2 separate regions of the Homo sapiens genome follow, and region 2 is linked to region 1. A link is a contact called in ENCODE Hi-C data. All regions are on one chromosome and are shown on one strand. The core of a region is the stretch at or near the end of the contact, and the rest is flanking DNA. Distances in the headings are between cores, read along the strand shown. Region 1 overlaps PPP1R16B (protein phosphatase 1 regulatory subunit 16B). Region 2 overlaps LOC101927200 (a long non-coding RNA gene).

Region 1 (6,874 bases), core at 3,533-6,032:
TCTTTCTCTGTCTTCACTTCACCTGGTTAATTCTTACTTAGATTCCAAGTCCCAGCTTCAATGTCATTTATTCTGCAAAGCCTCTTGCAGGTCTCCCAGGCTGGGCCAGGCACCCTTCTCATATGACTGCTGTGCCTCCCAAACTCCAAAAAGACTTAACACTATTTTATAGTTATGTATGGATTTGTCTGTGTCTTTACGACACTAAAGTTCTGGAGGGATAGGGTGAGTAGGACCATCTTTTGGCTACCGTGCTGCTCCTGTGATGTAGTTCAGGCCCCCAGTCAATTTCTGATGACCGCAGAAGTGAATGGAGCTTACCTGGCCTCTACCCAAGCCTCAGAACCAGCCAGAACATCTGTTCTTGAGCTACTCTATGCTTCTTCCTTTGGACAAGAGCATTCCCAGGCTGGGCCACAGACTTTTCCTTGTCAGAGAGAATCTTCACCCTTTGGCTTGAACAAAGAGGCCAGTTCCTCTCCTAGCATCTCTGACACCCTTAGCACCACCAGGACAAGATGGCCAAGGGGACCCCAGACACGTAGCTATAAACCTGCTCCCTTCTAGAACCTCTGTGCCCAGGACATATGTCTCTGCTAGACAGAAGGGGTTGACAGAGATTCACATCAGCTACCCAGATGCCTCTGCACATGTAACTTACATCTGGCATTGGGTGTATGCAGGAAAAGTGACAGCACACCCTTTAGGATATAAGCTCTATGCGGGCAACTCGTGTCTGTCTTCTTATGTGGGGCATGCAGCTCCTAGAGAAAGCACTCAACAAATATTTGTTGACTGAATGAACAAATTAAAAATATTTTTTTAAATTCTAAGAATAAAAAACTAAAGATACCCAGAAAACTGATGTACAAAGTAGGCCTGCAGTTAATCTTTTTCAATATGTATAGTCTTTCTGACACATGGAGGTTGGGGTGAGGTGGGGAATCACTTCCTAATGTGTGAGGGGACATTTGTGTATTCGATTTCCTCAAAGGGAGGGAGAACTGCATTTAACTCAGCTACCGTGAAGATGATATGGGCCTGTAAGATTTCTCCACCAAAGCTGCAAAGACTGTGTGCCTTGGACCCTTCCCTCTCTCTTCTTCTCCCTTCCTTCCCCTTCTCTTACCCCTCACTGTACTTAATCTCAGAGACTGAAGGCAAGGGTCCCCCTTATCCAGAAACACGAACTTGGAACTTCCTCATTCTATTCATAAATACATCAGACCCCCGCTGCACCAGGCCCCTGTTCTTTACTGATTCTACCTCCAGAATTCTCCCAGCACCTCTCCTTACAGCTTCACTGCAGACCTAGGGACCTGATCTCCCTTCCGCTCCGCAGAGCCTGGCCCGCCTAAACACGCACTGGCCGTCCGGGAGCTCTCCAAGGTATCTGCTCTTATCCCAATTCCCCTCTCCCCAGATGCCCTGAATGCCTCTTTCTGACTCGCTCTTGCTCTCTAAAACCCATCTCTCACCTCACTTCTCCTTCCAGCTATCAATCCTGAATTTTTAAAAATAGTCCATTTACTTTATATCTCCAGGCAAGTAATAGATAAAAATATTTCCAGCCCTGCAGGTAGGAGATACATGCATATAAACACTGTAATAGCTTCACAGCCATCATAATAGCATCTAACATTCATTGACTATTTTCCAAGTATAAGGCACTGTACCAGGATGTTACATGTATTATCCCAGATCCCTGGGATGCCTCAATCCCCACAACAACCACATGACTTAGGTGCTATTATTAGACCATTTGACAGATAACTTATATGATTTTCCCAAGATTATTTAGCTAGTAAGCACTGAGACTCAAATTCTAGTCTGGTTGATTCCATACATAACTGGTATTTCAGGCATGACTAATTACAAGGGACCCTCACTCAAATATAGCCAAGAATAAAATCCATTCCTATCAATGTTTAGGAAAAGGCAACAAGCTGTGTATGAAGGGGGAAGTTCCTTCAGCTCACACCTGTCCACTCTGAAGCTTCCCTCTGATTTCCCTGGTCCTGTTCTGCTGTCCCAAAACTACCTCCCCTGTCTCTGCCTTGGCTTTCAATTTTGGTCTTTCCTAAAGATGCTACTCTGCCTCAGCCCTGTATTACATAGGACATGAACAAGTGTCTGCCTGGGGAAATAAAACAAGATTTCTGAAAATTTTAAAGGTAACCACATAAGAAATTGAAGTCACTACTTGTATCTTCCATATTATCGATGGAAAAGATAAATGCAAATCAACACAGTATTCATTAAAGTCACAAAATGAAAGAAATAATAAAAGAAATAAATGCCACAAATCACGAAGCAAGATGACCGACATCCAAACATGTACCAGATGAGTAAATTGAATCATTTATCCTTCCCATAAAGCAGCAATGATTTGGTTGCCAAAAAAAAAAAAAAAAAAAAAAAAAAACAACTGTGTGCTGCTTACAAGAGATATATTCCAAACAAAATAACGGAGACTAAAATTAAAGGAATGTTCAAATATAAAACAGGCAAACACAAACACAAAGAAAGTGGAGGTGGCAGCATTACTATTATGAAGAATGGAATTCTGAGCAAATAAGGAGGTAATCAACTTTAGGCTGATCAAAAATGAGATACTTCAAAATGAAATTATAAACAGAAAGCAGATCAGTGGTCGCCTGGGGCTAGCGGTGCAGGAGGGGAGAATGAAGTCATTATCAGTGAGGAAACCTTATGAACTGCATAATCAGCAAAGTCAAATTCAGTAAAGCAAAAATGGTTAGTATAGGCTGGGTGTGGTGACTCACACCTGTAATCCCAGCACTTTGGGAGCCCGAGGCGGATGGATCACCTGACGTCAGGATTTCGAGATCAGCCTGGCCAACATGGTGAAACCCCATCTCTACTAAAAATACAAAAAAAATTAGCCGGGCGTGGTGGTGGGTGCCTGTAATCCCAGCTACTCAGGAGGCTGAGGTGGAGAATTGCTTGAACCTGGGAGGTGGAGGTTGCAGTGGGCCGAGGTCGCACCATTGCACTCCAGCGTGGGCAACAAGAGCGAGACTCCAACTCAAAAAAAAAAAAAAGTTAGTATATAAGTCAGAAGCACAGTTTTCCTAGGAATTTTCAGCACACATTCTCCCTAAAGAAAAGATCAGAGGGCAGACAAAGATTTACGAACAAGGATGTTCACAGCAGCATTGTTTATATGCATATTGTTTATAAGTGAGAAATCCTGGAAGCAACCCAAATGCCTAAACAATTGGAGGTTGATTTGGTAAATTATGAAACATCCATATAATGGAATATTCTGCAGCTGGTATCTTTGAGGAATTTCTAATGACATGGGAAAATGCTTGATATATAACATAGAATGGAAAAACAAAGAGTCAAAACTTTACATTCAATGGAATCTCAACTGGAAAGGAAAAAAATGCTTTCCATACATCCACACACTTTTCATTGGAAAAAAAATACAGTAGCTATGATTTATCAGGGATTTTTATTTTGTGTTTGCCAGTATTTCCCAAGCATTTTAAAATCCATATGTACTACCTTTATAATCAGAACTTCTCAATTTCACTAAAAAACAAAAACCTTCCGCAGAATGATAGCCAAGTGGTAAGAACTCTATTTCTGCTCAAAGTAGCTAGTGCAGAAACAAAGTCTCAACCTGGCTGACCCCATGAAGGAAGTGCTAAAGCTGGGATTCCTGTATTGAGTAGGAAGTTAAATAGCAACAATAATACAAACCATTTTGTTTGGAGAGTGCAGGGGTTGGCACACTGTGGTCTACAAACCAAATCTGGCTTAATTTTATACTGCTTGCAAGCTGAGAATGGCTTCTATTTTTTTTTTAATGGTTGAAAAAAATCAAAGAAGAGTAATATTTGGCAATACATGAACATTACATGAAAGTGGCATATCAGTGTCCAAAAACTAATTGGAACACACGCTCCCTTGTTATGCATTGCCTATGGCTGTTTTGAGGCTCCAGCAGCACAGCTGAGGAGTTAGACAGAGACCATATGGCCACACAGCCGAAAATATTTCTTATCTAGCCCTTTGCAGAAAAACTTTGCTGATCCTCAGGGTAATGCTTTTCAGCTAACAAAATATGTTCAATGGCTGAGAGTGGTGGCTCATGCTTGTAATCCAAGCACTTTGGGAGGCCAAGGCGGGCAGATCACCTGAGGTCAGGAGTTCGAGACCAGCCTGGCCAACATGGTGAAACCTGTCTCTACCAAAAATACAAAAATTTAGCTGGGCATGGTGGTAGGCACCTGTAATCCCAGCTACTTGGGAGGCTGAAGCAGGAGAATCGCCCGAACCCGGGAGGCGGAGTTGCAGTGAGTTAAGATCCCACCATTGCACTCCAGCCTGGGCAACAAGAGCGAAACTCCATCTCAAAAAAAAAAAAAAAAAAAAGTTCAAAACCACAGTCTCATTTCACCCTCACAATAAAAGTCTCCTGGTCCCTGGTAGGAGAGGAAGAAACAAATATAAGTCCAAGGTGAACCCTGGGATCGTGGCCAGGAAGGGAACAGACAGATCGGGCCCAGTTCCTTCACCTGTCAAGAAGTGAAAGGTGCACGAACCTCCCCCGAGAGCCTGCTGTTGCTTCTGGCTGTCCCCACTGTCTCTACCCCCGGCCCCAACTCAGCCACCTCTCCCCTCTGAAAGCAGCCACATTTCCTGTCAAGAGCGTGACCTTCTGAAACCTGCATGGTGGAGGCTGCAGCTGCAAAAAGGATGGTATTTTTATCCAGACCCTGCTTCCTGTTTGCTTCGCTGGGGGGTTTTGTTTGCGGGTGTTTGATTTTGTCATTTCTGATACAGACTCGGTTCCCATGTCAAAACAAAACAGAGAAGTCTGGCTCCTGCAAGGTATGCTGACTGCCTTGCAGCCCCACCTGCCTGGGGGGCCCTGTCCTGCTACTCTCCCTGCATGCTGCACAATCTCCTGTGACTTCCAGATACCCATCTTCTGCCCGTGCAGCAGCAGAAACCAGGGCAGCTGGGTGGGCAGAGAGGAAACAGGAGCATTTCTGCTGCAGGAAATGGAAAAATCCACTCTCTTATCAGACAGGAACAGCTAGAGAGTAGCTGGCTGGGCCCGGAGGGGAGCAAGCTGCAAGTTTTCCAGGGCTTCTGGAACCCTCTGTTCCTGGCTCAGAGAGGACCAGGACAGGATGTAGGTAGAGTGATGTATGGGACTTGGGAGCCATTTGCTGAAAATGTCCTGAGCTCTCGGACCTGCAGGATGGATCATTTGCTGATGCTCCCAGCAATAGACAAAAATGCCATGGTCTTCAACCCTCGTATCCTCACAGCTCAGCCAGATGTGGGAACAGACAGCAGATGCATATCAGCATCTAACAAGCCTGCGATAAGAAGAGCTCATGTTTACTGAGCACTTGCTGTTGCCCAGCCCTGAGTCTAGCATGTGTAGGAAATGATCTCATTTAATGCTTACAACAGCCCAAGGCAAATGTGAGGCAGGCTCTAATGAGCTCCTATTTTACAGTTGGGGATACTGAGGCACAGTGAGTTTAATTAACTTGCCCCAATCTACTCAGCTGGTAAGAGGCTCCAATACCCCCACACTTGACCCATGCTTGCTCCACCATGAGAATGTATGAGAGAGCCAAACTTGACCCCAGGTTTTAAGAGTTGGGGATCTGCATGCAGCCCAAAGCCTTCCTGTTTCCTCTTCTGCCAGCAAGCCTAGTGCCAGGCTCTGAGCCCAAGGGATGAAAGGGCCAGTCTGACCTTTGCTCCAACCACTTCCACCCTGGAGAGAAGCCATCAAAGCACACTGTTGGGGAATATGCAGTCTACCTAAGCATTGCACCTGGTATGAAGACACACGTGTAGTGGTTCAGAATTCAGACCCCACCATTTCCCAGTGGTTTGATCTCAGATGTGTCATCTCCTCTATCTGAGCCTCAGTTTCCCCATCTGTAGAATGGGGACTATAATCTCATAAGGTTGTCTGAGAATTAGATTATAAAGTGCTGACCATAGTGTCTGGAATGAGTAAAGTGTTTAGCTACTAGCTGGCTCTCCCCTACCCCACCTCCTGGCTCCAGCAGGCACCCCTCAGGAATGTAGGGCCCAGTCTTCAAGCTCCAAGACAACAAATAGCAGCACCAGATACAGTTATCTTTGGAGATCTGTGGACTGACTACAAGATAAGGCCAAAGGGCAGTTTGGGCATTGTGGTCAGTCTCCAAGATGCCACCCAAGTACCCCAGCCTCCTAGGATTCACCTTCTTGTCCAGTTCCCTCCCCCAGTGAACAGGGCTAATGTGTCACCAATAGGATGGAGTGTGCCTTGTGAGTCTGGGTCATAAAAGATGTTTCAGCTGGCCAGGCACGGTGGCTCATGCCTGTAATCCCAGAACTTTGGGAGGCCGAGGCGGGCAGATAACCTGAGGTTAGGAGTTTGAGACCATCCTGGCCAACATGGTGAAACCCTGTCTCTACTAAAAATACAAAAATTAGCCGAGTGTGGTGGCACATGCCTGTAATCCCAGCTACCTGGGAGGCTGAGGTAGGAGAATCGGTTGAACCCAGGAGGCAGAGGTTGCAGTGAGCTGAGATCACGCCAGCCTGGGCAACAGAGTGAGACTCCATCTCAAAAAAAAAAAAACAAAAAAAAGATGTTTCAGCTTCTGTCTTGCCCCTTGGATCACCTGTTCTGGGAAAGCCAGCTGTCATAGTGTGGACTTAGCAGTCCTGTGAAAAGACCACCAGTGAGGGAGTGAGGCCTCCTGCCAACAGCGTGTGAGCGCCATCTTAGAATCAGATCCCCTAACCCAGTCAGGCCTTGGCCCACATATTGACGACAGCCTCCTGAGAGACCCTGAGCCCAAACCACCCAGCGACCCCG
Region 2 (7,703 bases), core at 3,698-6,197, 4.9 Mb before region 1:
TCCAATCGCAATGTTTTTCCTAATCTCTTGTTAAATTTAGAGGGATCTTGACCAGGCATGATGGCTCATGCCTGTAATCCCAGCACTTTGGGAGGCCAAGGCAGGTGGATCACTGGAGGTCAGGAGTTCAAGACCAGCCTGGCCAACATGGGGAAACCCCGTCTCTACTAAAAATACAAAAATTAGCTGGGCATGGTGGTATGCACCTGTAATCCCAACTACTCGGTAGGCTGAAGCAGAAGAATCACTTGAACCCGGGAGGCAGAAGTTGCAGTGAGCTGAGATCGCACCATTGCACTCCAGCCTGGGCAAAAATAGTGAAACTCCATCTCAAAAAAAGAAAAAAAAAAAAAACTTAGAGGGATCTTTTAGGAACCAATTCCATTGGTGATAATGTAATATTTATTTAAGATTCAGATTCCTTTGGTTTTGTTTCCTTGTCTTCTGTTTATGTTAAGTAAAATTACCTCTAATAACTTTTACTTTCAAAAGTATCCCATTTTATAAAAGTAGGCCTGTCTATCTCTCCATCTAGAGACTCCACATAGAAACATAGCTTGAATGATGGTTTTGCAGGGAGGAAACCTGGGATGTCCTTTGTTTTATCTATTGTAGCTTTTCTAAATGTTTTGCCTTTCAAGGCATCTGAGCTTTTTTTTTTTTTTTTTTTTTTTTTGAGACAGAGTCTGGCTCTGTTGCTCAGGCTGGAGTGCAGTGGTGCGATCTCGGCTCACTGCAACCTCTGCCACTTGGGCTCAAGTGATCCTCCCACCTCAGCCTCCTGGGTAGCTGGGACAACCGGTGAGTTCTACCATGCCTAGCTAATTTTTTTGTTTGGGTTGTTTTTTTTTTTTTTTTTTTTGTAGAGATGGGGTTTTGCCATGTTGTCCAGGCTGGTCTTGAACTCCTGTCTCAAGCAATCCACCCACCTTGGCCTCCGAAAGTACTGGGATTACAAGCATGAGCCACCACTATGCCCAGCCTTCATCTGTGCTATTTTTATGAAAACAGTAAGTCCTTCCCTGACCCCACTGCAGCTGGAGTCACAGCTCTCTCCTCTCTCTTACCCATGTCCCTCTTCCTACCCCAGAGCTGTTGCCACACTTATCCCCACCCTTTTCTGGATTCCAGTCTTGAGGGACAAGGGTTCTGTCTTGCTCCTCCCCATACCCATGGAGTGCCCTAGTGCACACAGTAGGTCCTCAACACATACAGCTCAAATAAAGGAGACCACATGCCAAGGAGAGAAACCCATCATGAGTCTGCAAAGTTAAACATCTGAGTTTTCAATCCTGAACTGGGGTGATGGTCCTGCTGTCTACTTTCCCACAAAGTGAGAGAGAAATCAAGCGATAGGGAGAATGTGGCTAAAAGCCCTTCGCTCACAAGAATGCTGGGAGACCAAACACAGCCTCCGACATCTCACACCTAACATCTGATAAGATGTCTTTCCTCCTAGCAAGAGACTGAGCCTTAGACAGGAATCCAGGGGTTGGGATTCTAGAACCATGAGTACACAAAGTTGAGAACATGACGGAGCCACTGGAGCCGGGAGGACATCGAGGTTAAAGCAGAGATGGAGCAAATAAACCCACAAGATTCCTTGGCATTCTTGAGTTCACCATGAATCACTTGTAAGCTGTCCTCAAGGACTATGATTGGGATCATTCGTTATTTCACTGAGGGATGGGTTCAAATCGTGCACTGCAGAACTGGGGGCAGGTGCTGAAGCTGAGTCCCTTAGCCAGCGAGAGAGGCAGCCACCGCCAGGGCCTCTCAGCATGGTTCTGCTCCTCTCTCTTGGTCCTATGTGTCCCCAGCTACTCCCACAAAGTGATGAAACTTTGCTTTTTGTGAGAAAGGGCCCTAAAATAAATCCAACTGCTCATGTTGGTGATGGGACAGAAGAAGAAGTGAAGAAAGATTAAAGGCATCCAAAAAAATGATGATGTGGAACTACATACTGAAAAGCGATATCCAATTATCCTGAGGCTCAGATCCACCATTGGAATGCCTTCAATGTACACGCAACACAGAAACCGGAAAGTGTGACTCAGGAAACTGTCAGTGAGGCTCCTGCCATGAGCAAAGATACTTACCATAGAAAGCTCCGTTTATTCCTTTTGAGATGGAGTCTCACTCTGTTGCCCAGGCTGGAGTGCAGTGGTACGATCTTGGTTCACTGCAAGCTCCACCGCCCGAGTTCAAGCAATTTTCCCATCTCAGCCTCCCGAGTACCTGGTATTACAGGCGTGCCCCACTATGCCCAGCTAATTTTTGTATTTTTAGTAGAGACGAGGTTTCACCGTATTGTTCAGGCTGGTCTCAAACTCCTGACCTCAGGTGATCCACCTGACTCGGCCTCCCAAAGTGCTGGGGTTACAGGCGTGAGCCACCGTGCCCAACCTCAGTTTATTCCTTTATTGATCCTTCATTCAATTCAACCAATGTCACTGATGTGGTCAGGCACTAGGCTTGACTCTAAGGATGTAGCAGGGAGAGGAGCAGAGATGCGGCTTTTGTGGAGCTTATATTCTAGTGGGGAAAGAATCAACAAATACATGTCAGGAGGAGATATAATAAAATTAAGAGGGAAAAAGAATAAAGAGTGAAGGAAGTTGATATTTTATTGCAGGAAGCTGATATTTTAGGTAGAGTGGTCAAGAAGAGCCTCTCTGGGATGGAGAGAATGGAGCAGAAACCGGAAGGAGGGGAGAGAGGGAGACTCATGGGTATCTGGGGCAAGAGCTCTCCAGGTAGAGGGAAAAGCAAGTGCAAAAGCCACACAGCAGAAATGTGCCTGAAGGAATAGCGCGGAGGCCAGAGAGGCTGGAACGAAGTGAGCAAAAGCAGAACAGCAGGAGATGAGCCCAGAGAAGAACCAGGGCAGACCCAGTGAGGTCACGGAGGCCCTGGTAAGAACTTGGGCTTTGACTCCTGGTGGAAGGGAAACCATCGGAGGGCCTCGAGCAGAGACTTTGCCATCTGACTCAAGCCTTAACAGATCCCGCAGCATAGAGAGTCACCTACAAGGTGAGCAAGTTTGGAGGAGGAAAGGAGCGCGGAGGCTTCTGTTTCTGTCATAACCCACGTTGTTGGCTAGTGGCTTGAATAAAAGTGGCAAAGTGGAAGTGGTGAGAGGAGCTCCGATTTGGGATATCATTTGAAAAACCAGAGGCCGAGCTTGGTGGCGCACACCTCTAGTCCCAGCTACGTGAGAGGAAGATATTGTTTGGATCTGTGTCCCCGCCTAAATAGCATGTTGAATTGTAATCCCTGGGGTTGGAGGTGGGGCCTGGTGGGAGGTGACTAGATCATGAGGGTGGTCCTTCACAAATGGTTTAACGACATCCCCTTGGTACTGTTATTGTTGTGTGAGTGAGTGAGTTATTGCAAGATCTGGTTGTTTAAAAATGTGTAGCAGGCCGGGTGCGGTGGCTCACGCCTGTAATCCCAGCACTTTGGGAGGCCCAGGCAAGCAGATCACGAGGTCAGGAGATCAAGAACATCCTGGCTAACACGGTGAAACCCCGTCTCTACTACAAAAATACAAAAAATTAGCCGGGCGTGGTGGTGTGCGCCTGTAGTCCCAGCTACTTGGGAGGCTGAGGCAGGAGAATGGCGTGAACCCAGGAGGCGGAACTTGCAGTGAGCTGAGATCACGCCACTGCACTCCAGCCTGGGTGACAGAGCAAGACTCTGCCTCAAAAAAAAAAAAAAAAAAGAGTGTGTAGCAGTGCCCCATTTTCCACTCACTCCTACTCTGGCCATGCGATGCGTGTGCTTCTCCTTCACCTTCTACCATGACTGGAAGCTTTCTGAGGCCTCCTCAGAAGCCAAGCAGATGCCAGCATCTGTATTGCCTGCAGAATCATGTGGCAATTAAACCTCTTTTCTTTATAAATTACCCAGTCTCAGGTATTTCTTTACAGCAGTGCGAGAACAGATGAATACAGAGGATCTCTGGAGCCCAGGAGTTCGAGCCCAGGAGTAAGCCGTGGTCACACCACTGTACTCCAGCCTAGGCAACAGAGTAAGACCCTGTCTCTATAAAACTGTAATAATAATGATTTGAAAAATCATATTCATGTGTCTAGGGGATGGATCTTCAGATCCATCCCTAGAGGGTATCAAGGGTTGAGCAAGAACGTTTACTTGTGTCAAGCCATTTATATTTATTTTAGTGTAACTTAAAATTATGCCTTATATTCTTAAATACATTACTGATGATAATTAATGGTGGCTTATGTTCAATTTCAGTTCTGTTCTCATCTTGATAAGAATAACCAGTCAGGTGGCCAGGCACAGTGGCTCACGCCTGTAATCTCATCACTTTGGGAGGCCAAGGTGGGTGGATCACTTGAGGCCATGAGTTCAAGACCAGCCTGGCCAACATAGCAAAACCCCATCCCTACTAAAATGCAAAAGTTAGCTGGCACAGTGGTGCATGCCTGTAGTTCAAGCTACTCAGGAGGCTGAGGTGGGGGGATGGCTTGAGCCCAGGAGGCAGAGCAATCACACCACTGCACGGCAGCCTGGGCAACCGAGCTAGACCCTGTCTTAAGAAAAGAAAAGAAAAAAAAAGAATAACCAGTCAGGGCACTATAATCTCACATGGGTAACTGACCTGTAGCCAACCCCGCTATTTGGAGTGAAGTTCAGGTCCAGACACAAGCACTTACATACTTGATGTCAGACATCCAAGGCAGGCGGTAGACGTGGGATGCTCAGGAGGATACGCCCCATGTGGCATCTGATCAAGTCTGGCTTAGGTGTAAGGACAACGTTCAGGACAAAAACTATGCCTTTCCCATTTTACCATTGAAGATGTCTTAGACAACCAATAAAGTGGACGGTGTAGGACCACAGCCCTGCACAGCGACGTTCTTGCATCACTCGGCTCAACCACAGGAAGTCTCACACCACTGAGTCTGACCACAGGAACGGGCAAATGAAAAGTCATGCAGCTATATGGGCAATGGAACTTCCCTGCCTCCAGTTCCTGGCCAGGAAGTGGGGGCTGGGTGGAGAAATCTGGAAGCTGCCTGCTTACCTACCAGGTCTCCACTCTGTTTTGCTATGAAGCCTCTAAGCCTTGATACCTGTTAATGGATGTATTTGTTGTGAGAAATAAATGAGATGGTGGGGTCAGTTTCCAAAGTTAACGACAGTTTGAATCAAACAGGCTTGGGCACACATGCCACCTCTGCCCCTTGCTCCCTGTGTGGCCTTGGGAAAATTACTTAGACCCTCTGCCCCTCAGAGGTGGGAATAATGTGAGAAGGAAATGAGTGCCTGCACTTGGCCCTCAGAAAGCCCCAATCCACGTTCAGCCCTGATACCAGCTTCACGAATGTTCCCTTGTAAGTCCCAGAGACAGGACTTCCTGAAGGGTCCAGGTGCCTTCAGGCCCCCTTGGGTCTGTGAGTACTGGACCACATGCATCCCCAGATTAGACCTCAAGGACTTGGAATCCCCACATCGGGCCACAGTGGATTTATGCATCTCCAGACAGGACCAAGGGACTCACGCATCCCCAGATTAAACCACTGACCCACAGGGCAAGGAACTAGGGTGGTTTGTTCTCAGTGGAGTCTGGAGAAGGAGATTTCGAGTCGCTAGACTTCATTGGTGGGGGCAGCAAATGGGGAGTGAAATAAACCAACACTCTTGGGGAACTCTAAAATGCTCAAAAGGAAACTAAAACCCAGGAGCTGAAGGTAACATCCAAAGTCACACCACCAGCAAAGGCCATAGAACAACAAAACTAGAGAAGTTCTTGGAGAGCATCTGGTCTAGCCCTTCATTTTCCAGATGAGGAAACTAAGGCCCAAAGAAAGGAGGAAGTTAACCTAAGCCACATGGTCCACTTGTGGCAAAGCCATCCCTCAGACTCAGATCCCAGATTTGAGGTCTGGCGTCCCCTCAATTCCCCAACACCAGCACCCACGTTGCACACCCTTCACCATCTAGCAGAGATCTCCCCAGGGCTGCCATGAGCTGCCCCATGACACTCCAAGGAGCTGGTACGAAACATTTTGTTTTGCACCTTGCCTGTGGTGACAGCTGCGTTAAACCGAATGTTCACAGTCATTATGCTCAGAAACTGAGCAAGAGTTCCATCTATTGGGGTTTCAGAATGAATCAGATTTCCAAACTCTCCTCTCTCCACCTCAGCGCATGTCTGTATATGGTAACCTTTCAAAAGTGAGTCTAATAATTAGTCATCTTGGCCTAGTTCAAGACAACAGTATGTTCTCCAATTTCACTTTGTTTTCAACAAGACAGCGATGCCAACGGTAATGTTCACTGTGGTTAAACACACTTCTCAGCTGGTCCCTGCAGGTGGCCAAGACAGCTCTGGTCCCCGCAGTTGCCCAGTGCTTCCCCACAGCTCTCTAACCAGGCTGTACCCTCTGCCCAGATCCACCCCCACCCCCAATATTGACACCAACTGTGTACCAGGCACTACATTAGATGCTTTGGGCTCATCATTACATGTTATCCTCTTTGCAAGATAGATGGTTCTCTTGTTGCCCCATTTGAAGATGGGAAATTTGAGAACCTGAGGGTACTGGTCCTTGTCTACTGCCCACACCCCAGGTCTAGCCAGTCCCTCTCTTCCTTCCTGCTCCAACCACACTCTTCTGCCAAGGCAGTGAGCTCATTTCCACCTCAGGGCCTTTGCACATGAGTTTCCTCTGTCTGAAACACTCTTCCCTCTGACTCCACCTGGTTCACTCCTTCTCACCCTCAGATCTCAATTCAAGCATAATTTCCTAAGGGAAGAATCCTTCACATCCTCAGGTTCCTAGAGCTCTTTTCATCCACACAGCACCCTATGAATCCCTCCTCCTTCAAGGCAGCTCCTATAAATTGTAATTTTATTTTAAATTTTTTGTAAAGATGGGGTCTTGCTATATCGCCCAGGCTGGTCTTGAACTCCTGGCCTCAAGCAACCCTCCCACCTTGGCCTCCCAAAGTGTTGCAATTACAAGTGTGAGCCACTGCGCTCAGCCTAACATGTAATTTTATATTTGAGGGATTATTTGCTGCTATCTGGCTCCTCCACACAGGCATGAATTCTAGGAGGGCAGGGACGCTGTCTGTGTTGCTCACCACTATATCTCCACACACAGAAGGGACACATGGTAAGGGTTTAGTTATCATATATTTATGGATGATGGATGGATGGGTGGTCAAATGGAGGGTGCGTAGATGCAAAATGCTTAACGAAGAATTTGCCACCCATCCAAGTAAGAGGTGGGCCCAAATGCAAGCCCAGGCTTCCGACCGGCAATCCCTCTCGGTGTGTGTGATAATCCTCCGCACACACACACACATCACCCCCAAACTCTGACCCTGGGAGACAGTGCCCACCTCCCTGGAGCAGTGTTCTCAAAACTCCCCTGACCAGCACCCCACTGTCCAAACCCCCTAGCTCCCACGCCACACACCTGGAGCTTCAGGGATGCTGATTCTGTAGGTCCAGGAAGGCCCCAAACTCTACACTGTTAACAAGCACCCAGGTAATTTAGAAGGGAGTGTGTCCCAGAGCTCGTTTGAGGATCTCTGGACTAAGATGAGTCCAGGCAAACCCGAATCCCCAGGGAGAGCCGCCCAGCGCCACCCCAGCCGCCCGCGTGGGAAGTGGCCGGGAGCCGCAAGCCGGGGCCGTGCTGCCCTCTGGTGGTGCATAGCGG

The links. A loop is a pair of places that touch in the nucleus more often than their neighbours do. Pooled maps may share reads with other maps.
Region 2: a map with no recorded cell type shows a loop between it and region 1 (17-fold over the local background). The contact joins two enhancer-like sites. A Hi-C loop is called at or near these places in 2 of 37 single-sample maps with no recorded cell type and 3 of 50 pooled maps.

Annotation. Positions count from the first base shown.
Region 1 is chr20:38,873,504-38,880,377 of GRCh38, reverse strand. All of the region lies in intron 2 of PPP1R16B (protein phosphatase 1 regulatory subunit 16B), which reads right to left. Among named protein-coding and RNA genes, the nearest start is that of FAM83D, 49 kb to the left of the region's middle. RefSeq lists an enhancer at 6,771-6,874. Within about 2 kb of position 4,782, at least 16 of the 41 ENCODE cell types and tissues checked have a DNase peak (open chromatin) inside an H3K27ac peak, as active enhancers do.
Region 2 is chr20:43,749,912-43,757,614 of GRCh38, reverse strand. All of the region lies in intron 1 of LOC101927200 (a long non-coding RNA gene), which reads right to left. Among named protein-coding and RNA genes, the nearest start is that of GTSF1L, 27 kb to the right of the region's middle. RefSeq lists enhancers at 5,113-5,192, 5,693-5,762, 5,953-6,152 and a silencer at 7,592-7,703. Within about 2 kb of position 4,947, at least 3 of the 41 ENCODE cell types and tissues checked have a DNase peak (open chromatin) inside an H3K27ac peak, as active enhancers do.